Linked DNA regions of Mus musculus: region 2 is linked to region 1. Evidence: chromatin loops called from intact Hi-C (ENCODE). Cell type or tissue: left cerebral cortex. All regions are shown on one strand. Each heading gives the region's core, and the rest is flanking DNA. Links, peaks and the distances in the headings are about the cores only. Region 1 overlaps Gm31284 (a long non-coding RNA gene). Region 2 has its middle 6.8 kb from the start of Gm2115.

Region 1 (6,244 bases), core at 1,623-4,122:
TCTTCTTTTTTTGGGGGGGGGGGGATATTGATCAATGCTTCCTAGCTCTCCATTTACAAAGCTGTGCTTTTTCAAAATTGTCTTCTTCCATTTTATCCATGAAGCATAATAGGAAAACTCTCTACACAGAGCTCAGCCTGACATGCTGCCAAATCTCTGCTTTCCAAATTCTCTATAATGAATATATTGTTGAAATTCAATAAAGAGTCATTCATAAAAATGAAAATGCGATTACAAGAATCTCTCTCTTAATCCCTAGGATCAATGCTAAACGAATTTTTTCATCAGCATGGTGAGGGATTGTAATCCATTTGCATTATGTGGGAATTTATGCACAGCACATAGTGGCCTACATGCATCAATGTATTTATCTTCTAAAACCTTATAAAGTAGACAATTATTTAATGCACTTTACAATGAGGAAACTGAGGCAACACAGTTGCTAGTGAGAGGTAGAATTCTGATAAGTCAATCTGATCTCAAGGCACAAACTCCTGGTGTCCCCAGCCCTTGTCATAGGCACAAAACTCATTCAACCTAAAAAGAAATTTCTTTGAGGTTTTAAGTTTTCAGACATATTGTACATATTGTATGTTGAGCACATACCCCTTCTAAGCTCCAATTCTCCCTTTTTTGATCCCTCCCATTAGTCCTCTTTGTCCCCCAAAGAGTTCAGTTCTGTTTTCATATTGTATATGCACGTATGCTTTTGTGTCTTTCTAGAAATCATAAATGAAAGAAAACATGATATTCATCTTTAAGACTGACTTAATTAATTTAATATGACTTCTATTTGCATCTGTCCTGGGAAACAACAGGACTTCGCTCTTATTTATGGATTAAAAAAATACCTCACACACATTTTCCGATAGAAAGACAGGCAGACAGATAATCACATCTCTCTCATCAATTCCTCCACTTCTGAGTCTCGCTGAATTAAAAAGGAACCAGCCAGTTGGCATTTGGATAAATGCTCCTTTAAGGCCCCAAGGTGGTGCTATTGGTAGATGGTAGCACTTTCAGGATGTGGGGCTTAGCGCCCACTGCTGGTGCAAGTGTAGAATGACATACTCTCTTCACAAAATGGACTCTTGGTAGTTTAGTAAAAAGAAAAAAGTTACAGGTGCCCTTTCTGGTCATCCTCCCTACACCACAGTGAAATCTTCACCCAAGAGCAATGGAAGCACATGCCTGTTAAACAAATGTGCACTCCACCTCTATTAATTTATAACCCAAACCAGCAAACACACGTTTTCAACAGATGACGGGTGAGCAAGGTTTGCGCATTCATACTGTAAATAGTGATTCGGCAGCAAACAAGGAGCAAATCTAGGACACATACAACAACATGGCCATAACTCCCAGTGAGTATGCTGGTGGAAGAAGCCTGACAACAAAGACCTGGGTTAAATAATTCCATTTATAAGAAATGAAAAAGAAAGCCACAGTAAGCCACAGTGGCTCGGAGGGTAATCTCGCGGCATGGGGACTTGAGTTGAGATCTTCAGCACCCACATAAAAAAAAAAAAGCCAGGTGAAGATAAATGCCTCTGTAGTCCTAGCTCTGGAGGGCAGGAGGCAGACACATCACTAGAGCTAACTGGGCAACTGGTCAGTACCAGGTTCAGTGAGATACAGTCTCACGCAGGGTGGAGAGCAGTAGAGGAAAGGACATTGTAACTTTCAGCCCCTAGGAACATTCACGAGCACACACACACACACACACACACACACCCCATGCATAGTCACACAGATGCATGCACACTCACACACATGCATGCACATTTGCACACTCATGAAGACCCACATACAGCACTTACACAAAGAAACACTCTAACATGCCTTTTTAGATTATGATTCTTTAATCTGGAATAAATATGACATTCTTGTGCTTATTCAGTGTCTATACTGCAAGCTTAATTATGTGAATAAATATCTTCTTGACATGAATGGGAGTGGCGTAATTGGTTCCCGTGACCAAAGACAGCCTTTTCAAAGATTAACTGTCTCTCACCATATGTTTCATGAATTTCCTATTTTCCTGTCTAGTGTTGCAAAACCCATCCCAAATATAAATATTTCCCCTTACACATACACAAAACTTTTCTCTGCTTACTTTTCTTTGAAGCTTCTAAACAAAACTCCACCCTTGTGAACTCTAGCTAGCAAACAGAAATTTGCACCGCTAAATAAAATTGTAAATGCATGGTTAATGGATACCCTTTCCATCTGAGTTTTGTGTTTGAATAGACATTTAATTCCCAAGAAAATACTGATGTAAAGGACTTTCAAGTCTTTGGGGTTTGGTAAATCCCCATATTTCCATGCCTGTTGCTAAGCAGAGTTTTTATTTTGATGTGGTTTGCAAAAAAGACTTTATAAAGCCTTTCTTTTCAAAATGAAAATATAAAAAGCCAATGAATTGGCTTTAAAGAGCACATCAAACAACCTCTGCATAGTGAATGGAGAGGGAGCAGGCTCTGGACTCTCTGCTCACTAATCCATGAGTGGCTTAATCAGATTATAAAGACCCATGTGTAGCAGATGAGATACACCCTGTTGTGCACTTGTGCATCTGAAAGTTAATTTCTGCTTGAACTGATGTGGTTTGAAAACCAGGAACTTTTAATTGAATAGTTCCCTCAGTCTGAAGGTGGATCTTGGTTATTAAAGGTATATTCATTAATACACAGTGAAAAATATTACTTGTACATATTTGTCTCCCAACTTTCCATTAAAAAAGAACAGATTCAATTAAAGTTTAAAATTAGAACAAAAAAGGAACCAGAACATGAATGTCTACTCTAGGACAAAGTTGCTGTTTTATTTCCAGAATGAAATACATGTTCTCTTTCACACCAGCTGGCAGTTCTTGAAGATGATCACAATTGCTTCCTACCTGTGAGTTTTCACTTCCTCAGAAAACAATCTCCACAGTGTGGCTTAGACCTCATGTCTGGCTGCTAGAGACTGGAGCACAACACTGTGAGGCTGCTTTCAATGTGACTCCCCTCTCTCGGGCTGGCACTGCCCCCAGTTCTTACTGCTCTGATGAAGCTAGCAGCTGGCGTTGAGCTACACTATAGAGAAGCCCAGCTGGCAGGCCTGGAGATAGCCTGTTGTCAAGAGCTAGTACCTACCAACAACCACATGAGCTGGGAAGCAAGCTCTTCCTAGTCAGTCTCAAGGTGACTGAAGCCCCATCTACTGACTGGATGGTGGCTTGAGAGCTCTGAAACACAGGTCCTCTGAGCCCCACTAAAGCTGCGAGCTCATTCCTGCTGTTGCTCAGAGCTTCAGTGTATTTTGTAGTATAGCAGTAGCTATCGTGTTTGGTCTCAGCTGTTCCTGATGTTGTTCACCACTTAGGTACATGAGCCTAAAGAGACATCTTTAAACAAGATCAGAAATTGCAAGAAAATAATACATTTGCTGAACATGGTCATCTCTCAGAATCCACTGGGAATGATTGTAATGGACACACCCCTCCCGCCCCAAAATCTGAAGCTGTTCAAGTTCCTTGTATAAAATGGTGCCTAGAATTTGCATGCATCTTCCACATGCATTATCTCTAATTATAATTGTAAATGTGATGTGAAGGCTGTTTACGTAGTTGTCATGTTGTGTTGAGGAAATAAAAATAATTTTTACACTAAAACTACAGATTGTTTTAAAAAAACAAAACAAAACAAAACAAAATGAATTTTCTGTGCTTTTGGTTCCATCCCCAGATGTAGAAGCTGCAGGCAAGGAGCTAAGTGCACCATGCTTTGATGTCACGTGAAACAGGCAACAAATTCAAAGCAGCTGATTATTCTTTCTTGTTTCACAAAGAAGACTGAAAATCATAAATGCAATGGATAAATAAGAGAGTGGAAAAGTTCAATGCCTATGGCAATAACTAGGGTCTATCATTTCCAAATCCATTTAAATTGATGAGATTGGAAAAAAACAAAAACAAAAACAAAAAAAAAAAAGCAAAACCAAGCCAAACAATTACTAAGCCTGTGAATGCCCCAAGAGACTTGCAAAATAGATGTTGTCTTCTTTTTTTTTATTTAATTAATTATTTATTTAATCAGAAATAAGAGTATCCATTTGCAATAATTAAGTATAAGTCCTCAAAAATTAACACCATTATGTGGAAACAGGTAGAAACTGAAGACATTGAGAACAAATTTTTACAATTTGACATGTACATTTTTTTAAATACTAAAGTATTATCTTAAGCCATTACTATTTTGATGATGTAAAGAACAAGGTTATATGGCCAGTTATTTTTGTGTTCTTATGAGTTGTATATGCATAAACAATTGCAAAATTGCAAATTCATAGTATCTGAGGGATGAACAACTTTAAGCAATTGTAAACTCTGAGGACGCTCTCTCTCTCTCTCTCTCTCTATATATATATATATATATACTCTTAATATACAAATTAAAGCTTTATGTTTTAACATTTTAAAACACTGGCTACAGCACACTATTCGATTATCTGTGTTGAAGTAGGAGGAAACTCAAAAGAACAAACATGTGATCTAGTCACATATACTTCTCTCCCATAGAAGGGCTGTTTATAAATATAGTAGACGTATTCTTTATGGAATGCTTTGAGGAGAGATCTATGGAATGCCTCTAGGCAGGAATCTGACATTGGCCAAGGACAAGAAAACAAGCCTCAATCTTTAGGCTGTAATAGGAAAGCAGGCCAAGGTAGTAACTCCAATCTTCTTTTTTTCCACAGTTTTATTTATTTATTTATTTATTTACACATCAATCCAATCATTTACTCCGAGTTTTCTTTTCATTATCTTATGGATCAGCATCTAGTAGTGACCCCATTCCTTTGATTCTTAGGAGACTACAAGCATACAATTTTTCTTTTTTTATATATATTTTTAATTAGGTATTTTCCTCATTTACATTTCCAATGCTATCTCAAAAGTCCCCCAGATGTTGTCTTCTTAAGCCTGACCAACTGACAAAGTTAAAATGAGTCTCAAACCCCGCTCTAGCTGGCCTTACCAGCAGAAATGGGAATTGGTTTAGAAAACAACCTGGCAACCTGTTTTCAAACTAAAATGTTAAAACACAGTTTGATCTTGAAATCTTAGGCCTGATATTCTATCTACTAGGAAAATTAACCCAAATGTGCAATCCCATGTACAATGATGTTTATTACACTCTTATTTGTGCAGCCTAACCCCTAAAGGTTATGTGGCTGTGTATCTGTAGAGGAAGCGTGGTACAGAGATTTTGTCCTGGCAAGCTGGCCAGTTGCACATGGGTTTATGTGCTCATTTCCAAGGGTGAAGAGCAACATGTGAGACTGCTCTTCTCCTATAGACAAGATCATTCACTTTTCTGAATTAATGATTAGCTTTTCTAGATATTTTACTCATACCAGATATTGGAAGAGATCAGATAAATACATAGATGATATAGAATATAGGGTAAAGGAAAAAAAAAGATATGGAAAAATCCATTTGGTTTTTAACATGCTGGAGACAAGAGTAGACACAAGTAAGGAATTGAGAAGAAAAAGAGAGAAGTAAAAGAGACAGACAAGAGAAGGATTTGAACAGGCATTTAAAATGCTTTCTGCAGTAATTGCAGCATATGATGGTGTGTGGGGGTGTTTGACAAAGTGTGTGCATAGGCATAAAAATTGCACAAAGAAAGATGCCAGGAAAGATAGCAGTAACTTCATAAAACTAATTTTAGAGATGCTGCCTCCTAATTTGCCTTAAACTGTATTGCATTTTATTTTATTTCTCAACAAACATGTTATTTATATAATCAACAGGGGGAAAAACCAAACTCTATGTTCACTGTGGAAACAACTCATTTATCACCTTTATAGGCTTTATCTATTAGAGTTCTGTACAAGATTTAATTTGGGAATTCTGTTATTAAAAAAAAAAAAACAACAAAAAACCCACAACCTCCAAACAATTAGCAGAACACTCAAGGAACAATGCTACCCTTGTCTCTAAGCCACAGAGCTTATATTAATGTCTCTCTGTCTGTAGCAGGGAAGTTAGGAAGTAAGATTTACAAAGTTAATAGTAGGCAAAATCCTTGTGGAATTAAAACATGTTGTAAGTTACAATGGATAAGACAGCAAAAAACTGACAGACACAAGCTGCCTCCAGGTCAGATTATTGTACTAGTCTCAGTCAGTGTTTCTAAAATTGTATTTCAAATCTAGGCAGGATGTGGTTGGATACCCTAGTAACATCATG
Region 2 (6,244 bases), core at 1,207-3,706, 72 kb after region 1:
CAAGACTGCCCAGGTTTTCCTTTGCACTTATTACACAAAAACATGTAATCTAGGCCCCAGCTGGGTAAAGGCACTTGCTACTAAGCTGGTCCCAATTTCTGATAGAAAAGGAAAACTGACTGCTGCAAGTTGTTCTTTGGTGTGACATCCAACCCTGAGGTATAACATGTTCATCCCACCTACTCACCTACTTCCCCCCCACACACATACACAAAACAACAAATGTAATAAAAATCTTTGTCGAATATGCAATTTATCTAAGAGAAGAGTATGCTGAGAATTCCTTGGCAATTCCACCAATATAACACATTTTGTTTTTCAGCCATTTTTTCTCTAGTCCATATTTCTATATAAATAATTTTACTGAGTTCAATGGTTTTTTGTTTGTTTGTCTGTTTTACGTTTCACACTAAATCAAGGACCAGTACTTTTTTGCACTGCTCCGTGTTCTCTGTTAGCATCATCCGAGAACTGTCAATGACTTCAATTCATGAATTGTCTTATGCTCAGCACACACAGGGCTTAGCATAAAGTACTTCAAATGCATTATCCAGTTCTGAGTCAGATGGATTGACCCAGCCCTGCCTAAATGTATTAAGCTGAGTAAGATCAGTATTGTTGGACAAAGTTTCCTGAATAAAATATTAAATCTTCACTGTAAATACTACTGATTTTTTTCCTTGAAGAAGTGAAGCTTTTAGGAGTAAGGCACTTAGCTGCTTGATTGACAGCTGTCAGACTGTCTCCTCATGGTTGAATGCCTTAAGCAGGGAGCTGTCATCTAAACAATCCTGATTTTTATGACTAGATGGACTGTCAACCCAATATGCTGACCACTCTGAATACTTTATCTTCAAGATAATTTCTGCTGCAGCTGCAAAGACTGCAGTGAGTATAGCTGATGTTGAATCGATGGCCTTTATGTTTTCTCTAGTTATGAGTGCTCCATATAGCTTGCACTGGCATCTGGAGACTATACCTTAGCTTTAAGAAACCTTGGTGACCTTTAGATAACCTTGCCTACAGTGCACTGTGTGGTACATTTGTCTCATAGTCTGTGGTTGGCAGAGAGGATGCTGTGCACATGTAAAATTTGTTTCTGGTAACAAAGAAAGTTGTGCATGACTCTACCCCAGCCTTTTGAGGGAGGGGAGTTATATAAGCAGTCTGTTTCTTGGTCTCTTTGGGTCAGTACAGGCTTTCTTCCTCTTCATTAGCCCTGCTGTGTTATAGCAGCAGTCTCCGCTATATCTTCTCTGAAATGGTCTTATATATTTATATTTTGTTTTTAGTCTTTACCACAGGTAGAATGAACTAAGCTGGTTGCACAAAGGACAAGCAAATCCCTGGGTCTTTCAGCTCAGATGACATGTACATGACTCTGAGAGAATGATTTCTACTGCTATAAGGCCCTGAGGATGCCTGAGAGGAGATGGCTACAGAGATGACAAAGGACTACAAAGGTGCTAAGCAGGCACCAATGGGTACAAAGGTAAGACTGTAGGAAACACTACACAGAGCCAAGTAGAAGAATTGCCGGTGCCAGCCAGTGGAAGGCTTCCAGACATCTTCCAAGGCTGAGAGCTGAGAGCTGAGAGCTGAGAGCTGAGAGCTGAGAGCTGAGAGCTGAGAGCTGAGAGCTGAGAGCTGAGAGCTGAGAGCTGAGAGCTGAGAGCTGAGAGCTGAGAGCTGAGAGCTGAGAGCTGAGAGCTGAGAGCTGAGAGCTGAGAGCTGAGAGCTGAGAGCTGAGAGCTGAGAGCTGAGAGCTGAGAGCTGAGAGCCTTGACACCAGCAGCTAGGTACTCTACTCGAGCTGCTGAGTGCTGGCCCATAGGTACGCAAAGCCTAAAGCAATATGTGTCTGACTTCGGTACCCTGAGCTGTAAATCTCCAAACTTGAAAGCCTAGGGGCCTAAGTCTTTCATTCTCAAGGCTTACCTTAAAAGACTGTGGGTTAGAAACCCAGCCCATAGGCTGTCAATACTGTCGCCTGCCTTTCATTTCTGTATGAATAGGAGAGGAGTTTTGTTTTGTTTTTTTTTTTGTTTTTTTAACAGTTTAACCCTCACAACACACCTAAAATAAAGATATAATTTTATCCACATTTAGAGATAGGAAGCCTGAGACTTTGAGGGAAGAGTATAGAGATGGCATGTTCTTAGGCAAGTAGCAGAACCAAATTAAGAATTCATGACAATTATCAAGTTTTCACCTTTGGCTTTTCATGGCCCTGGAGGCCTTTTTTCCCCAACGACCTTCACTCTCCGGCACAGTGAGATCTCCACAGAGTAGAGCCTACCAACTGTCCATATCAAGCTAGACTTTGAAAGACGGTTGATTATCTCTGCAGGGATCAGGTGGGGGTGTACAATATGGCATGCCTGAAAGCTTATGGCTTTCCTGAAAGCCTGCTCACATCACATCATGTCTCTTTCCCTCACCCCACTTTGCTTCAAATGCCACTGTCTTGACTCACTCTGGCTTCTCTCTGGGCTACTCCAGTCATACCTCTGACATCTTCACAGCTCAGCTCTGAATCATTTCCAACAAGCTTGCTCTCTGCCTCTGTCTCCCTTCCCTCTCCCTGCTGTTTTCCTGACTGCATTCATGTCTTTTTATCAGGCAGAATAATTCATTCCACTTGAACCTTCAGCTCCCCTCCTCACACTCCCTGAGATTGAAGTCCAAGATGTAGGCACCCCACACCTCACATGCTAAGAACTCATCTTCTTGAAAAGGTAACAAAGGATTGGTGAATAGGGTACTCCCCACACCATGCCCTCTCCCTCACACTCCGCTCCTCCTCTTCATGGAGTAGTCACAAGATTTCAAGCAGGTAGAAGCAGCATTGCATGCCCTTTTTAAGTATAAGGGAAGAGAGTTGTTGGGCTGATATTCTGCCTTGATGGATCTCCTCTTGTTGGGTCTTTCCCCCTCCTCTGCACTATTGACTCTTAGGGACCGAAAGCAGTTAAGTTCTCTAGTCTTTCCTTGCTAGCTAAATATTCTGAGTCCACGGCTTGACAGAACCTCAGGAGGCATTAACCCAGGGAAGATGCTACTTAGCTACTCAATGACACTTTGCATTTCTGTGTGACAGAGTACCAGGTAAACAGAAACTATGAAGCAAGGACTTGGAAGGCTAGAGCACAGGTTCTGGTATTTGGAACTGAAGTCTTGAGACCTGGGGTATGCTTCTCTCTGCCTCTATTTTGTCATCTGCAAAACAGGTACAATTTGCCACCCACTCTTCTGTCCCGTAAGCTGATAGTTGATGTGCCCAGAATGCGTAGGAGTGAGCACTGCACACATAAGTCTGGTCCAGCAGGCAGCAGTCATCTCTTTCCCTTGATTCTCTCCATTTCAGGCTGGATCATCCATCAGCTCTCCCAAAGTACAAAGAGAAAGGACAGGCTGTCACCAATGTCTGCTTCTCTCTGCTGTCTTGCCTTCTGAGAGTAAAAGCATGCATCAGCCAGGATGCTGCGGCCCTGAAGCCCACAGAATGGGCAGGAGGAGGAGCTGACCCTACAATGGCCATGCTGTGTCATTGGCAGAGGCAGAGAGCCCAGAACAGAGGCATAAACAGCACCTTGGGCTAAACAACAGCCAACAGCTGGGAATTTGCCAAAGCTTCCCTCAAAAGCTGCCCCCTCCACCCATCCAGGGATAAAGAAAGGAAAGTCAGCACTAACAGGAAGCTCTCAGAACAGCCTCAACCCCAGTACAGTGTAAAAAATGAGACCAAGGCAGCAAGTGACTGGCCCAAATCCATGCCTGGATGGAAGATTATCTAATATGTAGCCACCAAGTGGCTCCCGAGCTAGAAACCAGAGTTTTTTTCTGAGATGGGTGTCTCATCCTTTCTCTATAGGGCTACTGCAGCTGGTCTGTGCTCCAGCAAGGCTAAACAGGAGTGAAATCCAAAGTTGAGCTTTCCTAGGAGTCAGAGCCTCATCCATCCTCTGAAAACAGCATCTGGACTTTTACGCTCTCAACTCAGACAAGCCTCCAATGATACAGAATCAAGCTGGTATTTCTGCTTTTTAAGTTTACCCAGCTAATGGGTAGACAGAACAGGGGTGTATCAGCAAACACGTCACATGACAGAAGAGCAGGAAAGTTCGTGAAGCAAGGCAAGTGCAATGGAAGCAGGTGGAAGAGAATGATCATGTAGAAGAGAACCATCATGGAGGTCACAAATCATTGAGTGAGGCAGGGAGCCGGCTGGGTAGACGCTGCAGAGAGTGGAGGAAGAGCACAGTCTGAGTAGAAGCCCCAGGGGGTAGGACAAAATGGAATACAGGGAAATTGCTTGCGAGCTGTCAGGAGTGCAGAAGCATGAACGAGGGAGGGACATCAGAGAAGAGGTTAGAGAAAGATCTGGAGATCTTTTAAGATGCTCTAAGCAATTTAGAATGTGGTGAAAAGCACTGCTGACCTCTGTGCAAAGCAGTGGTGTTCCCTGACTTGGGCACTAAAGGGAATATCTTCTGTGTGTAAAACTGATTGCCTTCAAATGGTATTCATAGGAGAGGCAGGAAACACAGAGGACAAGAGAGAACACTAAAAAGGACTCCAGGTCTGGAGACAAGGTGGTATTGTCTTCCTGAACTGCATTACAAGTGGCAGAGTGGTCTCTCTGAATATGCTCCTTTTGTGGCTACAAGGTTGGGATAGATTGGAAGCATAGACACCCAGTTCTCTTTCTGTAGGGCCAGGAAGTCAGGAACCTGCCACCTGGAAGGAACCCAGAAAACAGTAGCCAACCCCATGCCAAAGCTGAAATTCCACACAACCTCTTTGAAGCAATGACTATGCTCGAGAACATTAACACCTACCCTGGGGTGACAGCAAGGGACTCTTCATCTGTAGCATTGACAGTTCATGTAGGGTAAATACTCCCCCATGACTATAATAATAGTTCGTGTAAGGTAAATACTGATGTTTGAGCTGCCAGTCGTTTAAAGGACTCCTGAGGGGCTGGAGATTAGCTCAGTTGGTAGAGTGCTTGCCTAGCATTTACGAAACCCTGGCTTTGATCCGAAGCACCACATAAACCTGGGCACGGTAGCACATTCCTGTAATCCCAACACTTGGGAGGTAGATGCAAGAGGATCACACATTCAAGACATCCTCAGCTACACAGTGATTTCTTGGCTAGCCTTGGCCACAGTAGACTGTGATATATATATACACACACACACACATAACCTGAAAGTCCCTACTGGCCCCTGGGAAAATATGGAGGCTGCCCTTAGTACTCCTGTGGAGCAACCCTTTTGCTGACTGCATCAGACAATACCCATTGCATCTCGTCATAATCAGAATTCTCAGTTTATATGAGTACCAGGGGTTTGGACAACTATTTTCCCCCAACAAGATCCTTATGAAACTCACAACATAAATTGAAAAAGACCCACTGTCCAGAACAGGGTCAGCTAGGTTTATTTTTGCTATGATACCAAGCAGACCCTTCTACAGAAGTTAGGAATCAGGAAACTAAAAGAGCATGCCTACACAGTAAGCAATTTAAACCATCTCCCCAGTCCTCCACTTTTTAAAATGTAGCCACATCAGAATGTGGTAAAAGCATCTATTCCATCAAAACAGTCATGGTGGTCAATTGGTTATCACAAGCCCAAAGCCTTGGCCCCAGTGTCTTGGGTATGTATGTCTTGTGTGTGTGTGTGTGTGTGTGTGTTGGGTGTGTGTGTGTTGGGTGTGTGTGTCTTGGGGGGTGTGGGATGTTTTGCTTTCTTGGAAGCTGATAATTTTCTTGCTTGGCCATGTGACTTGCTCTGATAACAACTTTATGACCTTTATGAGCCAGGCCATAGTTGACCACATCCATCCCAGCCTCCCCCATGAAACCAAAGCACTGATGATATAAACTGCTTCTCCATCCCGAATTCCTATGTGATATTACCCATATGAAGCCAATGCACACCCAACCCATCATAGATGTACAGCATGAACCATCCATGGGTGAATAATTGTTTCCAGATGCTGAGAATTAACGGCTGTTTGCTATACAGCACATACAACTTATCCTAACTGGTGTTCTACCCATGTGTATATGCTACAACTTGGGTTTGTAAAGCAGAGAGAGAGAGAGAGAGAGAGAGAGAGAGAGAGAGAGAGAGAGAGAGAGATCATTAAAGTGGAACCCAACAGAATTAATTTGTTAAGGTAACTGAATCTGTTACACAAAGCTCTGAGTGCTGCCCAATTTTATAAACTG

Evidence for each region. A loop is a pair of places that touch in the nucleus more often than their neighbours do. Peaks named below come from ENCODE experiments on the same cell type or tissue, not always from the same donor. Only the 100,000 strongest peaks of a DNase experiment are listed, where the experiment ranks them.
Region 2: a loop joins it to region 1, with 2.1 times the contacts of the local background. A loop is called at or near these places in 2 of 42 quality-filtered maps.

What each region holds. Positions count from the first base shown.
Region 1 is chr7:84,446,241-84,452,484 of GRCm38, forward strand. All of the region lies in intron 1 of Gm31284 (a long non-coding RNA gene), which reads left to right. Among named protein-coding and RNA genes, the nearest start is that of Gm31284, 19 kb to the left of the region's middle. In left cerebral cortex, for the core only: no CTCF peak of the experiment used is centred there; a DNase peak (open chromatin) is centred at 3,065; H3K27ac peaks cover 729 bases.
Region 2 is chr7:84,519,028-84,525,271 of GRCm38, forward strand. No RefSeq gene overlaps it. Among named protein-coding and RNA genes, the nearest start is that of Gm2115, 6.8 kb to the right of the region's middle. In left cerebral cortex, for the core only: no CTCF peak of the experiment used is centred there; DNase peaks (open chromatin) are centred at 2,547 and 3,591.